Regions from separate parts of the Homo sapiens genome. Here region 2 is linked to region 1. A link is a loop called in an ENCODE intact Hi-C map of the cell type or tissue named here. Cell type or tissue: GM12878. All regions are shown on one strand.

Region 1 (8,000 bases):
AATTAGCAAGTATTGCAGCAGCGAGTGTAATCTGGTGCTTATACTAAGAATAGGGACCAGGCAATTCTCACTTCTATTTTTAGCTGGGTTCATGACCTCTTTGTGTCCTTGGATAAGTCAGTAAGACCATCAGTTTCCTCTCCTATCAACTGGGGTTGGAGCCCCTGACCTTGCTCATTGGGATGGCCTATGAGTTGGCAAATATCACTGAAAATTCAAAATGCTATTGACAATCACATATTATTGCCTGTCTGCATTTCCTAAGAAAGCTGCAAAGCATGACAAAGACCCTTGATTGATTACGCTTCTTGCTTCTATAATTGTAAAAGGAGATACGTGCATAAAAATTTAGAATAGAATATTTTAAGGCTCCCAGAAGCACTAATGCCTTTTGATTCCCAGTTATTCTCCCTGCCTCAGCTCCAGTCCTTATTATAATGATGTACCCAGTGGTGAAAGGCTGGGGAACACAAAGGCTCACTAGCAAGAATCCTCTGCCATGAGGAACAGAATGCTCTTCAGAGGAGCCCAGCCTGACTACCTACCCATGCCAGAATCACCAAGCCTACGTTTGTCATCTCTGGTATGCCAATGGCAAAATGACCTCCTAACTTTGCCAAGATTTTTAAAAGAGCTGAGGAAAAAAACTCCCCAAGATGCCGCAGCGTAGAAAATAGCCAACTCTCCCCACAATGTTACATGTGAAGCCGCAAACACACATAAAAATGGCCAAGAGAGGCCAAGCCAATGGCCTCAGATGACAAGTGCATCTACTTGCAGTATAAACAAAGAATTCCGCAAGACTCACCCAAAAACAGCTTCTCACATCTATGCCCAGACATGATGTGACACTGGCTTCATGCTTTTGAGGGCACAATTTGGGCAACGGTCATTCCCCTGCCCCTAGGTTTCCATGTGACAGGACTTTGCTTTCTACTCTGTATTCTCTTGTCCCCAAAAGAGTGACTTTTGTGACAAGTGACTTTGGGAAATGGAACCACATGAGTGGGTTGGCCCCATGGCTGAGCATTCCTATAGAAGCTTATAGTATAAATTATCAGGAGAAAGCCTGCATGAGTTCTTCCTAATCAACATGCCCACAATGATGGGACAGTCAGCTCTACTCTGGCGACATGATAAGCTTTCTGCAGAAGCAAGTTCGTCCTCTACAAGTGAAAAGCCTGCAGTTTTGGAAAGCTGAGTTCAACAGAGGCAGCAAGTACTAAAAAGCATATGGCTAAACATCACGTTGCATTTTTCAATCAAGCTATTATCTGTAATAAAGCTGGTATGTTCATTTCCATCTGTCTGACTTCTGTGCTGATTTCTCAGTTGGTTCTGACTCAAGACAGGAAGCGAGTATTATTTTTATTGACCCACTAAAACTACACAATATCTTCCTAGAAACTCTTTCCTAGTACAGTCGTGCATCACTTACCAATGGAGATATGTTCTGAGAAATGCCTTGTTAGGAGACTTTGCTGTTGCATGAACATCGTAAGAGTGTACTCATACAAACCTGGATGGGACAGCCCTCTACACACCTAGGCTACAGGGTATAGCCTATGGCTCCTACGCTACTAACCTGTACAGCATGTTATGTACTGAATACTGTAGGCAACTGTAACACAACAGTAAGTATTTGTGTATCTAAACATATTGTCATGTATTATGCCATGATGACAAGATGGCTATGACATCACCAGGCCATAGGAATTTTTCAGCTCCACTGTAATTTTATGGGACCACCATCATATATGTAGTCTGTTGTTACCAAAATGTCATTATGCAGTACATGATGTACTCATAAAAACCATCTAGCAATCCCCGCAGCATCACCGATGATGCCACAAAGCAGAAGAAACCCAAGAGGGCAGCTGCCATGGCCAGGCATGTATTGCCTTTGCAGGAAGAGCTTTGCCAGGCCTGCCGTAATTTGTTAAGTTCGGGAACTGTCCATGGAAGAAAAATGAATGGTACCCAGCTGCATGATTTCAGGCTGCGTTTTTATTATAGGCTTCTAGTATAAATCACCAGAACAAAGCCTGTATGAACTACTCGAATGGCAGAGACAAAAATAGTGTCACAGAACACTGTTAGGTTTTTTTTTTGGACTACTACATATTTATATCACCAAAAGACTCCTAAGCTTTTGTACTCTCAGGCATCTTTGGTAATGTGTTCATACTTTATTTTCTGCACACTCCTACCTCTCTTTCCAGTACAGGAGTGCCCCCTTATCCATGAGGGATAGGTTCCAAGACCCCTGGGGGATGCCTGAGACCTCGGATGGTACCAAGTCCGATATAGACTATTTTTTTTCCTATCCATAGGTATGTATGATGAAGTTTAATTTATAAATTATGCACAGCAAGAGATTAACAACAATAATAAAAAAGAACAATATACTGTAATCAAAGTTATATGAATGTGGTCTCTCTCAAAATATCTTATTCTCCTGTACTGAGGGTAACTGAAACTACACAAAGGGAAACTACAGATAAGGGAGTACTATTGTATTACAGATTTTTGGTTGCAGTAGTGTACAAAATTCATTTTGAACAGTTAATAATTCTAAGTATAACACTGCCTTCTCTAATAAGGGCTTATTATTTTGCTCCATATCTCATCCATGTGCATATTTTTGAGGGAAAACAAACCAATAAAAGGATGTGGAAATGGGAGAAAAGGCTTTCCCAAACAATACTGGCAGTTTCTTGCTCAGGAATGAATTTGTGGGGAGATGAGCAAGCTGCCTGGAGACTTCCATTACTAGGAAAGGAACATCAAGCTCCTAAGAAACACTGCTGAGTCAGGGAGATGCTCTGCAGACCCAGAAGATTCACCCAGGGGGAGGCCAGACGAGGTCCCTCAGGTTCGCCAAGGCTCAGGTGGAGAGGAAAGCGAACTCTCAATTTCCTCATTGATTTCTCCCACTAGAGCCAGCTGCTCCTGTCAACACCATCATATTGCTTTTTGTTGTTCTTTAGGAGGAGTGAGATGGCATCATCATTTCTACACAAAGGTTAAGGGAATCATTTTATTAAGGATGAAGCTTTTTTTGGGAAAATGATCATCTTTAAAGGCAATAAGTGAGAGAGTGCATCCTTGCACATCTAGCGGGAATTTGGAAAGAGCTCAGTCACCTGATCTGTGTCTGTGATGAGAGGACAGATAAAAGGTACTGGGATGTGCACCAACCTTGGCCCTAACTAGTGTGAACTGCAATACATACACAACAACACAGAAGAATTACAATGGGAAGGGAGGGATATGGTTTTTTTTTTTTTTTTGAGACGGAGTCTTGCTCTTTCGCCCAGGCCGGAGTGCAGTGGCGCTATCTCGGCTCACTGCAAGCTCTGCATCCCCGGTCCATGCCATTCTTCTGCCTCAGCCTCCTGAGTAGCTGGGACTACAGGCGCCCGCCATCGCACCCGGCTAATTTCTTGTATTTTTAGTAGAGACGGCATTTCACCGTGTTAACCAGGATGGTCTCGATCTCCTGACCTCGTGATCCGCCTGCCTTGGCCTCCCAAAGTGCTGGGATTACAGGCGTGAGCCACCGCACCCGGCTGGGAGGGATATCTTAATGGGACAGGGCAAGGGGGCCAGAGAAAGGTTAAAGGTGCCTTCCCTGCTCCATTCTGAGTCACCCATATTCACAGCCTTTGTTTCATCCCCTCCCTTCTATAAGGTTTCAACCTTAATAAAGTTTCAGCCAGATTATAGATTTTGGTGGGTGGCAATGGGACAGGGGGTATGGGAGTCTGCCCTAAGAATTGATAGTCTGCTCTCAGACAGGCTTGGGGTCAGATGTACTAACTCTGTGGTCCAGAAGCCCCCAAGCTAAGAGGTAAATATGGAAAATGGCCCTGGCTTAGACCTGGAGCATCAGGCAAAAGCCAATGCAAAAGTGCTTTAAAGAGATGCACTCTCAACAAGATCCCACAAATAAAGCCCTGTCAGATATGGCTTCATAATAAAAAAATTACAAAATACACCAGAGAATCATCTACTGCCAGCCAGAATCAGCAGTCAAGCAAAAAGCATAATAAGATCACCCAAGAACTTCAGGTAATGGAATTACTGAATACAGACTATAAAATAAGTAGCTGTAAAATTATGAAAGAAATAAAGAACTGAATACATGAAAAAGGAACAAGTTATTTTCAAAAGGCTAGAGAAATTTAAAAGAGAAAAACAGAATTTCTGTAATTGAAAGATCTAGTGAACTAAAAACCTCAATGGATATGTAAAAGAGTGAATATTATAAAGAAAATTAGTGAACTAGAAGTCAGTGTAGAGAAAACTGGCCAGAATGAAGCCTAGAGAAAAGATCCTAAAAGAATTTTCCCATGACCGCTATTTGCATCGTGATCAACATACAGCTAAGAGCTGCCCATAGACAGGCCTGCTTTCTTCATGGTGAGTCTGGGGAAATCCGATGCACAGGGCCCTGAATTGGAGGCTAATTAGGTGAGATTTCCTTTATCCATTTCTTCTTCTGACTCAACATTCTTGTCTTTGCTCTCTCCCTAGGTTTAGATCTCACACCTAGAGGGCATCATAACACATGGTGCATACAACCAGCATCAGTGCTGTGTAGTCAGTGCCTCTGTATGTGTATAAGCATGTGGACATACATCTATAAACATATTACACACACATCTGTTAATGAGATTAATGTTTTTGGATGTATACTCATATATACATATCTGTAAAATAATAGCCACCTACATAAATCTGACTTCCAGCAACTTCAACTATAGTGGAACAGGTTGAGAGCTAATCACTGAACTGGAAGTGAGAAACTTTGGTTCTAATCTGAATGGAATGTTAAGAAATTGTGTGACCATGGGTAAGTCCCAACAGCAGTTCTCTCATCTGTAAATTAAAAGGACTGAACTGAATGATTTTCAGGACCTCTTCCTATTCTATTGTCACATGGTGATGCTAAATAGCTTTCATAGCATCCATGTACTTTCTTTTGTAGGACAGGTTTCTACTCAGAGCTTTGTTCTTATTTATATTTACAAAAGTGATAATCTGACTTTGTGAACTAATCAGAAATAATCATTGAGAAGTGAAAAATGAGCAAGAAGGGATTCCTAGAGCCAAATATACTGACAGCAGCTTTAAAAACCCAGTGAGGAACACATAACCATAAAAGCAGGGAAAAACACTGTAATATGAAACCTAAAAACAATGGCTATCTTTAGCCATTTACTGTAGGATCAAAAAGCTTTACACACCTCAATAGACCTTGAAGCCACCATTATAACACTGAGCAATAACTGATGTTGCTGATAAGCTTGGGTAATCAAGAAAAGGTTGTCTTATGTTCAGCCAGGACAAGAGACCCATAAAGAAGTTTAAAAAATAGCTAAAGGGTTTTAGACAGGAAAATCCTTTTATATGGATGCCTCGTGTGTGTACGCACGTGTATGTACGTGTATGCAAGTATATAGGGAAATATTTACAAGGGGTGCTATACACATGTTCTATGCAAGGTACTGTCAAGTAGCCCAAGAAAGATCCATGAATTGCTCTTTAGAAGCGTATAATCAAACACAGAAATCCTTATAAACAACATACATAAAACATAAAAAGATGTTCAGTCAACTGTATGAAACAAATACATATTGATAGAAAGTAGAGGCCAGGCATGGTGGCTCATGCCTATAATCCCACTTTGCGAGGTGGAGGCAGGAGGACTCCTTGAACCCAGGAGTTAGAAACTAGCCTGAGCAACATGGTGGGGCCCTGTCTCTAAAAAAAATAAAAATAAAAATAGTAGAAGCATTATTATTAATATGGTTAGGTTTCAGGTGGGGAATATTGCATGCAAAGCTGGTAGAGAGGTAGGGAAGTGAAAATTGCTGTGAAGAGAGAGGCTTTCAAGAACCCACTGAAAGTTAGAAAAAGATCTATGGCAGGGAAGGAGTCAAATGCTTCCCACAGGGAGGGAGGTGAGATCATGCTGCCTCCTGAACATGAAAGTCATCATTGTCATGAGTCACTGAGTTCATGGGAGACATCCGGTTAACTAAGTTATAAGGCAGGTTTAGACCATCAGCAGAGTAAAAGCTGAAAAGGAACATTCCACATTTGTGGGTATGAGCTCACAGACACATACCTCCTTTAGGGTGACAAGGGTCACTATACAAAACACCTAATCCCTGCAACACCTCACTCTCAAAAGCATGGAGGATAACTATAGAAGTGATTTGCAGAGTGACTGGCAAGAAGCAAGTCTGAGTATACAACATAATTATAAATCTTTCAGATTACATTAAAGCAAATCATTGAAATGGAAAGAAATTTCATAGAAAATGGTCACATTTTGTCTTCTTAAATAGCTAAACATCATCTAAGTGTGAATGGACGGAGAGATAAATGTAGATCTGATTATAAATGTACGTATTTAAAGACTTTTCCCTAATGATGCTATCTTCAATTTCTGTTTCATTTCTACATTTTGAGTTAAAAACAACTTTTATAATTATGTTTAGAATTAAGAGCCAGAAAAGCATTTCAGAAAGCCTGATGCTCCCTAGACTAGTCAAGGGTTTCTAAATCTAGCAGGTTCTTCAAAACAAAAGTTATCACCAATATCTTCTATGTTCAGAGTCGGAATGCTGCAGATTTACCTAGCTTGAACGAAATCTGTCATAAGGAATCTAAAAAATAAATTAATTCCAAAGTACTTTAGAAAAGCGTTCACATCACTATTTCTTCAGGGAGGCAAGACCCCTTCTGCTGCAATGTGCATACATATGTTCCAGAAGGAATCTCTAGCAGAAAGCACAGCATTTGCATTGTTTGTTAGTTCCCAGAGGGCAGGCATCACATCATATTTATTCACATCATATTTCTTCCCCTCTTCATTCCCCTTATTCTGGCTAATAATAGTATGCACTCTTGTGAATAAAAGAAAGTTTTGTAAAATGTAGTAAACAACATTCCTGTTTTCATTCCATAGCTTCCAGGGCCAATTCTAAATACCTTTGATATGGAAAGCCCTGAATGCTTTTTTAAACAGGCTGATCCTGAGAAAAGAGGAGAATATTCTTGCATACATGTGTGAAAAACAGCTTTTATGGTCTTTTCCCCAGTTCTGGAGACAAGAGGCATTCACAGTTGCTAGGGAGTTCTATGTTACATACAGATAAGAGCTTTCAGACAAGCAAAACAAGAGCAGAGCTTCTCATTTCTTATTAAATGAATTGTAGTGCAGCCTGATTATCAGGAGTTATCTACTGTGCCACACTGAGCATTCCTACCAGCCAGCTACGGCAGAGGCAACGGTGTCCTCTCCCCTTTCCCCTGCGTGGGAACTGACACCAGGAGAGGGCAAGCATTTCCGATGACAAAAAGTGAGTGTGTGTGTATGTGTAAACATGGGTTTGCACATGCATAAATTTCAAACAAACTTGATTCTTTGCTGAAATCTCACCATTACTGGAAATATTACTTGGCCAATTATGAAACAGACTTGTAAAGCCCATGACATTTTACCAAACAAATATATTTTCTTTCTTATTTTTCTTCCCATTTCACAACCATATACAAAGTATTACAAGTAGAAAAATTGGAATGGTATTGTTAAATAGGAAATAACTAACTTTAAGCAAACAACCTAAGATCCTGTCTATAGATCTATAGGTGAATAATTACTTAATAAATTAAGGAAGACTTGGCACCACAGTAAAGAGATTTTACTAGGTCCAAATAATGAGTGAAGCTGAATCCCTACTAATAAAAACAAAGAATGCTGTCCTTAGTGTAGCTGTAATCCTGCCTATAAGCAGTGAAATGGGCTGGCTGACCTTTTCATCCTCAAGATTTATGATGGGCTTCCATAAAATCCTAAAACTGAGGGAAAATAAGAAAATAAAAAGATCCTAAAAAACATTCAGAATAAGGGTTACTAATCAGAACGGGGAGGGGGTTGGTCAAGACAGCAGGTGTGCTCCAGACATGCTGGGGAACAGGGAGAT
Region 2 (8,000 bases), 56 kb after region 1:
GGGAGGCTGAGGGGAAGATTGCTTGAGGCCAGGAGTTTGAGACTAGCCTGGGCAATAGAGCAAGACTGTCTCTACAAAAATTTAAAAAAAAAAAAAAATTAGCCAGGCATGGTGGCATGCACCTGTAAACCTAACTACTTAGGAGGCTGAGGTAGGAGGATCACTTGAGCCCAGGAGTTTAAACCTGTAATAGTGAGCTATGATCGCACCAATACACTCCAATCTGGGTGACAGGAGAGACCCTGTCTCAAGAAGAAAGAGATCTACACAAGAGAACCTTCTAAGTCCTTGATGTTCCTTCTTAAATGGAGTTTTAGCTCATTGGGTGAGGAAAGTGTATACGTCTTATCATTATCTAGTTTGTGTCTGGTGCTAGAAAAATGTTATTGTCCCTCCAATAATTCTTTCTAACAGACCACTTTTGAATATCCTAAATTATTTTAAAGTGAAATAAAATAAAGAAACATAAAATGTAGATTTGATGCCAGATCTATCCAAGCCCATCTGTATACTTGTTTATTTTTCAAGAGGCTTCTTTCATTAGAAATTTGGACATAAACGATGAAAGCTTATTGGATTGTTTTTGGTCATGTAGTTGAAAATGGCTGTGGTGGGACAGTAGCTTTAGAGGCTTTTCAAGGGTATTATCCAGTACTTTTTCTGATCTTGTGTACATGTACCAGCCCTATTGGCTAAACATCCATAATTATTCTCTTGACTTTTCTTTGTGAATCGATATTGCTATTGAAAATAACATCCCTGAAGACAGAGCAAGGTAATATTCATTTTTTAAAAAGCTATCTTATTATGTTTACCTTGCTGTTAAGTGTATTTCTTATTTAGCCTAGAAGTGCTGTAGTGTGGCAAAATATTGTAACTTACATAATGATTGTAATTTAAAAATGAAAACCACTAGGTATCTTTTCTTCTTTGCTTTGGTTTTGCTGGCTGTATGATTGTTCTGGCTCTATCTGTAAACACACATAAAATGAATAACAGTAAATGAATTACAGAGGTATAATTCCATTGAGGGTTCTGTAAACAGCTTTTAGCCTCAAGAGCCAAGCTCTTACAATCTATATCGAATCAGAATTGCAAGACAGAATTACAGCTTTGTTACTCAAGGTTTGCTTGTTGTTAATTTTATCGAGGACATAAAAGCTAATATGAAGCATCTGTTGCATCCTTGGCCCCTTTAAGAAACCTGTATCCATGGCAGCTGATATCAGGTAGGAGGAATCCTCATAGGGTATTATAAAAGAGAGAGAGAGATGTCTTGTTCCTTGAATATCTCTTTGACACTAGATCCCTGTAGTGGGAGGGTTGGGATGAATTTCAATCTGTTCAATCAACTTGTAGTGATTGAGCTCACACCGTTGGCAGGTCCTGTTCTAGATGCTGGGGTTACAGCAGTGAACAAATGAAGCGAAATCCTTCCTGCCCTTTTGGAGTACTTATAACTACAACTAAATCAGTACATGTGACAACCCATTTCACACAAAACCAGCTAAGGAAAGATAGTTTAGGAGGGCCTTCAGGGCGGGGGTGGGAGTGTGTTCTTTTAAATAGAATGGTTAAGAAAGATTTCACTGATCAAACGGTATTTGGGCAGAGACCCCAAGGAAGCATGGGAACAGTCCTGATGCAGGTCTCTGGGGGAAGAGCCCCCAGGCACAGAGGGCAGCCTATGCAAAAACCCTGAGACAGAAGGCTTGGCGGAGGGGGCAGCAAGGCTAATGTGGCCAAAGTCAAGTGGGCGGAAAGGGAGTGATGGGGCATGAGGTCCCAGAATATTTGGGGGACTGGATCTTAGATTGGCTTTCTAGGTCAAGGGAAGGCTTTGGGATCCTCTGACAAGAATGGGAAGCCATCAGAGAGTTTCAAGCCGAGAAATTACATTTCGAGAGGATCATTTGGCTGCTTCATAGAAAACGCATAATGGGGAGGCAAGGGTTTAAATAGGAGAGTAGTTATGCTACTGTACAAATCTAGGCAATAGATTAGAGTGGCTTGGAAGAAGGTGGCAGGTGGAGGCGTTAAGGTGGATTCTACTTTTGGTTATATGCTGAAGGTAAAGCCAACAGAATTTGCTGACATATTGGATGTGGGATCACTTCACAGTCTCATTTCCCTGGAATTGCTACAAGGTACACAAAGATCTTTGAGATTTCTCCTCCCACCTGCTTTGGCCTTGATGATAGGTGCTCAAATATTGGTCATATTTGGGGTTTGCATCTTCCTTTGCTTGTTTTTGCCCTGGGCACATATATAGCATTTGCCAGGGCACGAGAACATGATTCTGCTGCCAATTCTGTTTTCTGAAACTGAACTTTGTGCTGCCACTGCAGGGCGTTCCCACTAAAGCTCAGCAGTTCTCCTGGATACAAGAACAACAAACATTTCCATTCTTCCATACACCATCACCTCTTTGCATTCATTATTCCTCCACCATCATCTTAGATGTCTCTTTCCTTCAAACTCTGCCCAAGCCTGAACTGCTTCGTGTTTAGACTGATGCAATCTTCATCCTGGTTTTTTTTTTTTTTCATGCTTCCAGAAAGCTAGCAGCTAGTAGCAAAAATTATCCTTATCCATCTTTGTTTTTATCATCTCAGATAAGTACAAAATCCCTTTCAGTTTTCTGTCTAGGCTTCCAATTCACTCTCCTTCCACTGTACCTCCCTCCTCCCCACCAAATTTAAGTTGATTAGCACATATTCTCATCCTTATTATTTTCATCTTCAGCACATATTTATATAATTTTGGATTCACTCTGGCAAACCACTTTGAGAACTGTGAGCAAATAAAGCAAGCATAGGGTCTGAACTGGGGAGAGGTTTTTCTTTTTTTCCATTGTCTGGTCAATCCTGCCTAGTACAAGAGAACTGAACACAGTAAGCTTTACTGTAATAGCAAACAGCACTAGGAGGGGTAACTCTTTACCCTGCAAATCTTCATTTTTTCCTTAGTGCAAAATAATTGTCATGTTCATCATTTATGCAACCTATCAAATATTTCTGGCTGTGTGCCTTCTGATGCACAAAAGAGGATTGTACTTCTTGGCCCCTTTTTGGTTGGATGAAGTCATGTGATGAATTCTGGCCAATGACTTGTGAGTGGAAGTAATACAATTTCTCAGCCAGTGCATTTAATTGCCAGAATAAGAATCTAGTTCCTTTCCTCTCTTGGGGATGTTGGTGGTGACTTCTAAGATGGTGATCTGGATCACTGATGGTGGCCTGGGTTACTGAGTTACTCTGGGGAGCAGATTCTTTTGACAACCTGTGGTGGATATGCAATATGAATGAGAAACCCTCATTTTTGCCACTGATATTTTAGGGTTGTTTATCACTGCAGCATAACCTAGCCTATCCTGGCTGATATATTCAGGTCATCTCATTCTGTGATAATTACTTGAGTTTTCAATCCTGTTAAATTGAGAACAGGACCTCAGGCAAATAAGGATTTGGATGGATGTAAAGGACTAACTTAAGTTAGATGCCAGAATGGTCTATTCTGGTCATGGGAGGCCTAAGGATGATGGTACTAGAAAGGGGGAAAGGGTTGCAAATGGAAGAAGTAGAAGGACCCTGAAGGCAAAATGAAAAAATAGCTGGAGTTTATCTAAGATTGGTACTGTGGTCTCATACAACTTCTCCATAGTGACAGAAAAGAGATTTAGTAATCTCTAACACTTGGCCTAATCCTAGATGCCTCCCAGCTGGGGGTCGCATTTGGTCAGGAAGGAACTTCCATGGTGACAAGAAGACAAGGCCAGAGGTACCACTTTGGAGGTTTCATAACCTCCAAAGGGGATAGATAACATGACTCATTTTCCCAGCTCTATTGTGGTTATTCAAATAAGTGACCATAGTCAATGTCTGTGAGCAGCTGCTGCAAGGTCAGGAGAACTCACCAAGACCTGATGCTGTTTCAGTATCACAGCATGTCAAAGGAATGATTTCTAGCTTCCTGTAGACACCATTAGCTAAATTGCAGTATCTGCTTCTCTTATCGTCTTTGCCAGGGTCATTGTTTCTTGCACTGAACCTCGGAGGAAGGATGAGGAGAGAGGTAGGTGCCTTCTGCCTCCCTCTCCTTTGGTATGAAGCCTGCTGGAAAAGAAGCCTGCTGTTTAGAAAGTTGCTTTGTTTCTAATTGGCATGAGGAGGCTTGAGAGAACCTCTACTTTTTGCTTGTGTTATGATTTTGTGACAGTGGGAAGTCAATCTTAGAGCATTTACAGCTCTCCCGAGCTGTCAGTAACTCAGAGACTTCAACTCCGATCAAAACCTATGACTAAAAAAAATTACCATAATCCAGTGACAGGCATGAAGAGAAAGCCATAATAATACTGATAACAATGTGCCAGTTAAGAGGCTATTATATTTAGTGCCTTACTTCAGCACAGAGAAATCGTCTCAGAGTTGCCATTGATATAACCAGTGCCTTGTTAACAGATGTGACCTGATCTTTGCAGGGCCTGTCTCAGATACTTACCTGTATATACCTGTGGGAGGAAGAAGAAAAAGGTGTGTCCACCTAGAATAATTTGTTTGCTGGAAGTTCTGTTGTTGGCAGAAAATGGAAGCTACAAACTAGTGTGGTTATCAGCAGGGAATGGGATCAAAGTTTCAGTCCAACAAGTCCAGGTAATTGCCCGAACCACACTGAAAACTCTCTTCAGGGTCCTCTAAAACACTCTATGTTGTATCTTTTGCACCAGAGCTGTCCTCTCCACGGTCATCCAGGAAACTTCTTTGCCACTCTACCTTGACTTTGGACACTGAGTAGTAATACCACATACTCTGATCTCATTTTCTTGGGGCCTCTGTAGGGGACTCCAGCTGTTTGATAAGCCCATTTGAGTTAAGTTGTTAATGCAGCTAATGGTGTAAGGTGTGCCCTTCTGACTCATCTATTTGCATCTTAACAGGCAACTTTCAGCTTGAAGGCCAAGGTGTTACTACTTAGAATTTAGGGCACAGAAGGCTGGTGTGTGTCGGCAGTGATATTTGGGAGAATGAGTCTGTTTGGGAGACACTTTAGGTCATACCAGGTAAGTAGCATATTCCTTTGCCTATAGATATAGGGGGAGTGATACAGCTTTCTATTTGCATTCTGGGACTCTGTGAATCTCTTCAGTTCTTTAGAATCAGTTAAAATGCCACCTCTTCCAGACACCCTTCCTTTGTGGAAATGGGATGCATTGCTTACTGGCCTCCCCTCTGAACTTACTGTACACAGCTACAGTACACATAATCTGAATATACTTGGAGGAGTGCACATACAACTGTTATTTAAGCAATATAGGCAGTCATGTGTCATAATTCTGTATGACTGAATAACAATAGTTACTCCACCACCAGGCTAGTGAGCCCTTTTGAGAAACCGAGTTCTCTTTTGGAATAGAGATTTCAAGTCTAAGGGGCCTCTCTATTTACCAACTATAGATATTAAACTGTATTAAAGATGATTAATACAGTTATAGGTTGGGAGTAAATTAGCTATACCACCTTTTATCATCCCCACAAGGAAAAGGGTCAGACCTTTGACATATAATACAATCCTTGCAACCTCTGTTTTATAGAATCATACTTGTATTTCTTTTTTGGCTATCTATTTTCTGTGTAACAAACCATCCCAAAACTTAGTGACCTAAAACAATAACCAGTTTATTTGCTCATGATTCTGCAATTAGAGCTGAGCTCAACTTGGTGGTTCTTTTGCTGGCCTTGCCAATGGTCACTCATATGACGGCATTTAGCTAGCTGTACAGCTGTGGCCTAGGCTCAGCGGGAATGCTGGCATGGCTGGACCTCACTCTCTCTCTCTCTTTCTCTCTCTCTCTCGTCTTGAGAACTCAGGGGCCTGGACTTCTCCAAATGATCTCTCCAGCAGAGAGGCTGGACATCTTCTATAGCACCTCAGGGCTCCTAAGAACGCGGAAGTAGGAGTTGCCAGGTCTTATTAAGACTGAGTCCTGAAACAGGTGCAGCATCACTTCCACTGCACTCTCTTGGTTAAAGCAAGTCACATACCCAACCCAGAGTGGAGTACATGAGGTCCTGACTTCCAGGAGGTGTGTACACCAGGAGGGGTGTTTCACTGGGGGCCATCAATGTAATGAACTGTCATAGCAAGTGAGGCAGAGCATTGATTCTAGCAATTCTTTTAGAGACTCTGAGACCCTTGGAGACAGAACTGTAGAGATCATCTAGCCCAACTCATTGAGGAAACGGAGGTCCTGATGACTACTGTCCACAGGGGCCGTGTGGATGCTCTGGGTTTTCGCTTAAAGAAGTGACAAGTTAAGGAACCATATATATTTTGTAGAGAAAAAGGTCTTGAAATGGTAGTGGCCAATTTTCAAAAATTTCAAATACATAGCATATCCCAGAGAATGAGGATATGCTATATTTTTAGACAAAGTATGCTAAGTCACTACTGATCAAACAATCACTGGAATGACTTGACAAGAGGAACAGAGTGCCACTTATCTGAATTCTCAGCCAAATGGGAGGATGTTTCTTTTCCTTTATAGGCTTATTGTTAAAAGGTGTTTTGTACAACCGAATAATTTCCCTCTAAAGAAATAAAAGAAATCCTGGGAACCAGTAAGATTCATGACTCCTGCAAAATCCTAAATTTCCCTCAATAATTTCCCTTTTCTAAAAAGAAAAAAAAGTCGCTGGATGACCAAGATTGTTCTAAATTCCTGGGTTGGTATTTAGGCTCACGGAGTAGTTTCTTCAGTTGAGGTTTCTGAGCATCTTCTCAGGAAGATGGCGCTGCCTCAGACTTTCCCAGCACAGTGCCCCTAGTGGCAGAAGAGAAGGTTGCGTGCTGCTGGGCTCTAGCTCTAAATGTACCTGAAAATACTTTTTCTTGAATTCTCCTCTTAATCTTTAAAATTTATGTTAACCTTTCCTTCTGCTCTATGATATATTCATAATTGTTTTAAAATAAAATATAATGTTTTAGATTATTCATCACTTACGGGGATAGTCAAGGCTATCCCCGTTTCCCCCTCCCCTCCCCTCCCCTCCGTCTAATTACTGGACATCTTTGAAACACTTGACAAAATCAATTATTTTTTAAATTTTAGATTAAATTATTTTCGGCAAACGTTTTAAGTCCCTCCCCTTTGACCTCCGTGGGACGAATATACAGTCATATACTACATAACAACCTTTCTGTCAACAACAGACCACATATAGAATGGTGGTCCCATAAGATTATAATGAAGCTAAAACATTCCCACCACCTACAGAGGTTGTAGCCGTGGGAAAGTCGTAGCACAATGCATTACTCACGTGTTTGTGGTGATGCTAGTGTAAACAAACCTGCTGTGCTGCCAGCCACATGAAAGTCTAGCATATGCAATTATGTACAGTATGTAAAACTTGATCATAATAATAAACTATGTTACTGGTTTATATATTTACTACACTATACTTTTAATCGTTATTTTAGGGTATACTCCTCCTACTTAGAAAAAAGTTAGCTACAAAATAGCCTCAGGCAGTTACTTCAGGAGCTATTCTAGAAGAAGGCATTGTTAGCATGGGTGATGACAGTTCCATGCTGCCCCTGAAGACCTGCCAGTGGGACAAGATGTGGAGGTGGAAGACAGTGAGATTCATTGTCCTTACTCTGTGTAGGCCTAAGCTAGTCTGTGTTTGTATCTTAGTTTTTAACAAAAAAGTTTAAAATGTAAAGAAAATACATAATTTTAAAAATAGAAAAATGCTTTTAAAATAGTATATAAAGAAAATATATTTCTCAGACATTGGTACAATGTGTTTGTGTTTTAAGTGTTATTACAAAAGAGACAAAAAGCTTTTAACAATTTTAAAATGTATAAAGTAAAATAGTTACAGTAAGCTGAGGTTAATTTATTATTGAAGGCTGTAAGTTAATTTATTATTTTCTAGATAAATGTAATGTAGCTTACGTCTACAGAGTTTATAAAGATTACAGTAGTGTGCAGTAATGTC

What was found. Peaks named below come from ENCODE experiments on the same cell type or tissue, not always from the same donor. Only the 100,000 strongest peaks of a DNase experiment are listed, where the experiment ranks them.
Region 2: it touches region 1 in a loop (4-fold over the local background); 2 of 110 quality-filtered maps call a loop at or near these places.

The regions. Positions count from the first base shown.
Region 1 is chr4:151,738,814-151,746,813 of GRCh38, forward strand. The region is part of intron 2 of GATB (glutamyl-tRNA amidotransferase subunit B); the gene reads right to left. Among named protein-coding and RNA genes, the nearest start is that of GATB, 18 kb to the right of the region's middle. In GM12878, a CTCF peak has its summit at 4,565; DNase peaks (open chromatin) are centred at 4,488 and 5,938; H3K27ac peaks cover 3,409 bases.
Region 2 is chr4:151,794,966-151,802,965 of GRCh38, forward strand. LOC127898557 (a long non-coding RNA gene) reads left to right here and starts at 4,394. Exons shown (of 4, transcript NR_183042.1): 1 at 4,394-4,652; 2 at 4,937-5,059. It overlaps LOC105377488 (a long non-coding RNA gene), which reads left to right and starts at 4,394. Exons shown (of 4, transcript NR_183038.1): 1 at 4,394-4,652; 2 at 4,937-5,059. In GM12878, a CTCF peak has its summit at 6,821; a DNase peak (open chromatin) is centred at 3,936.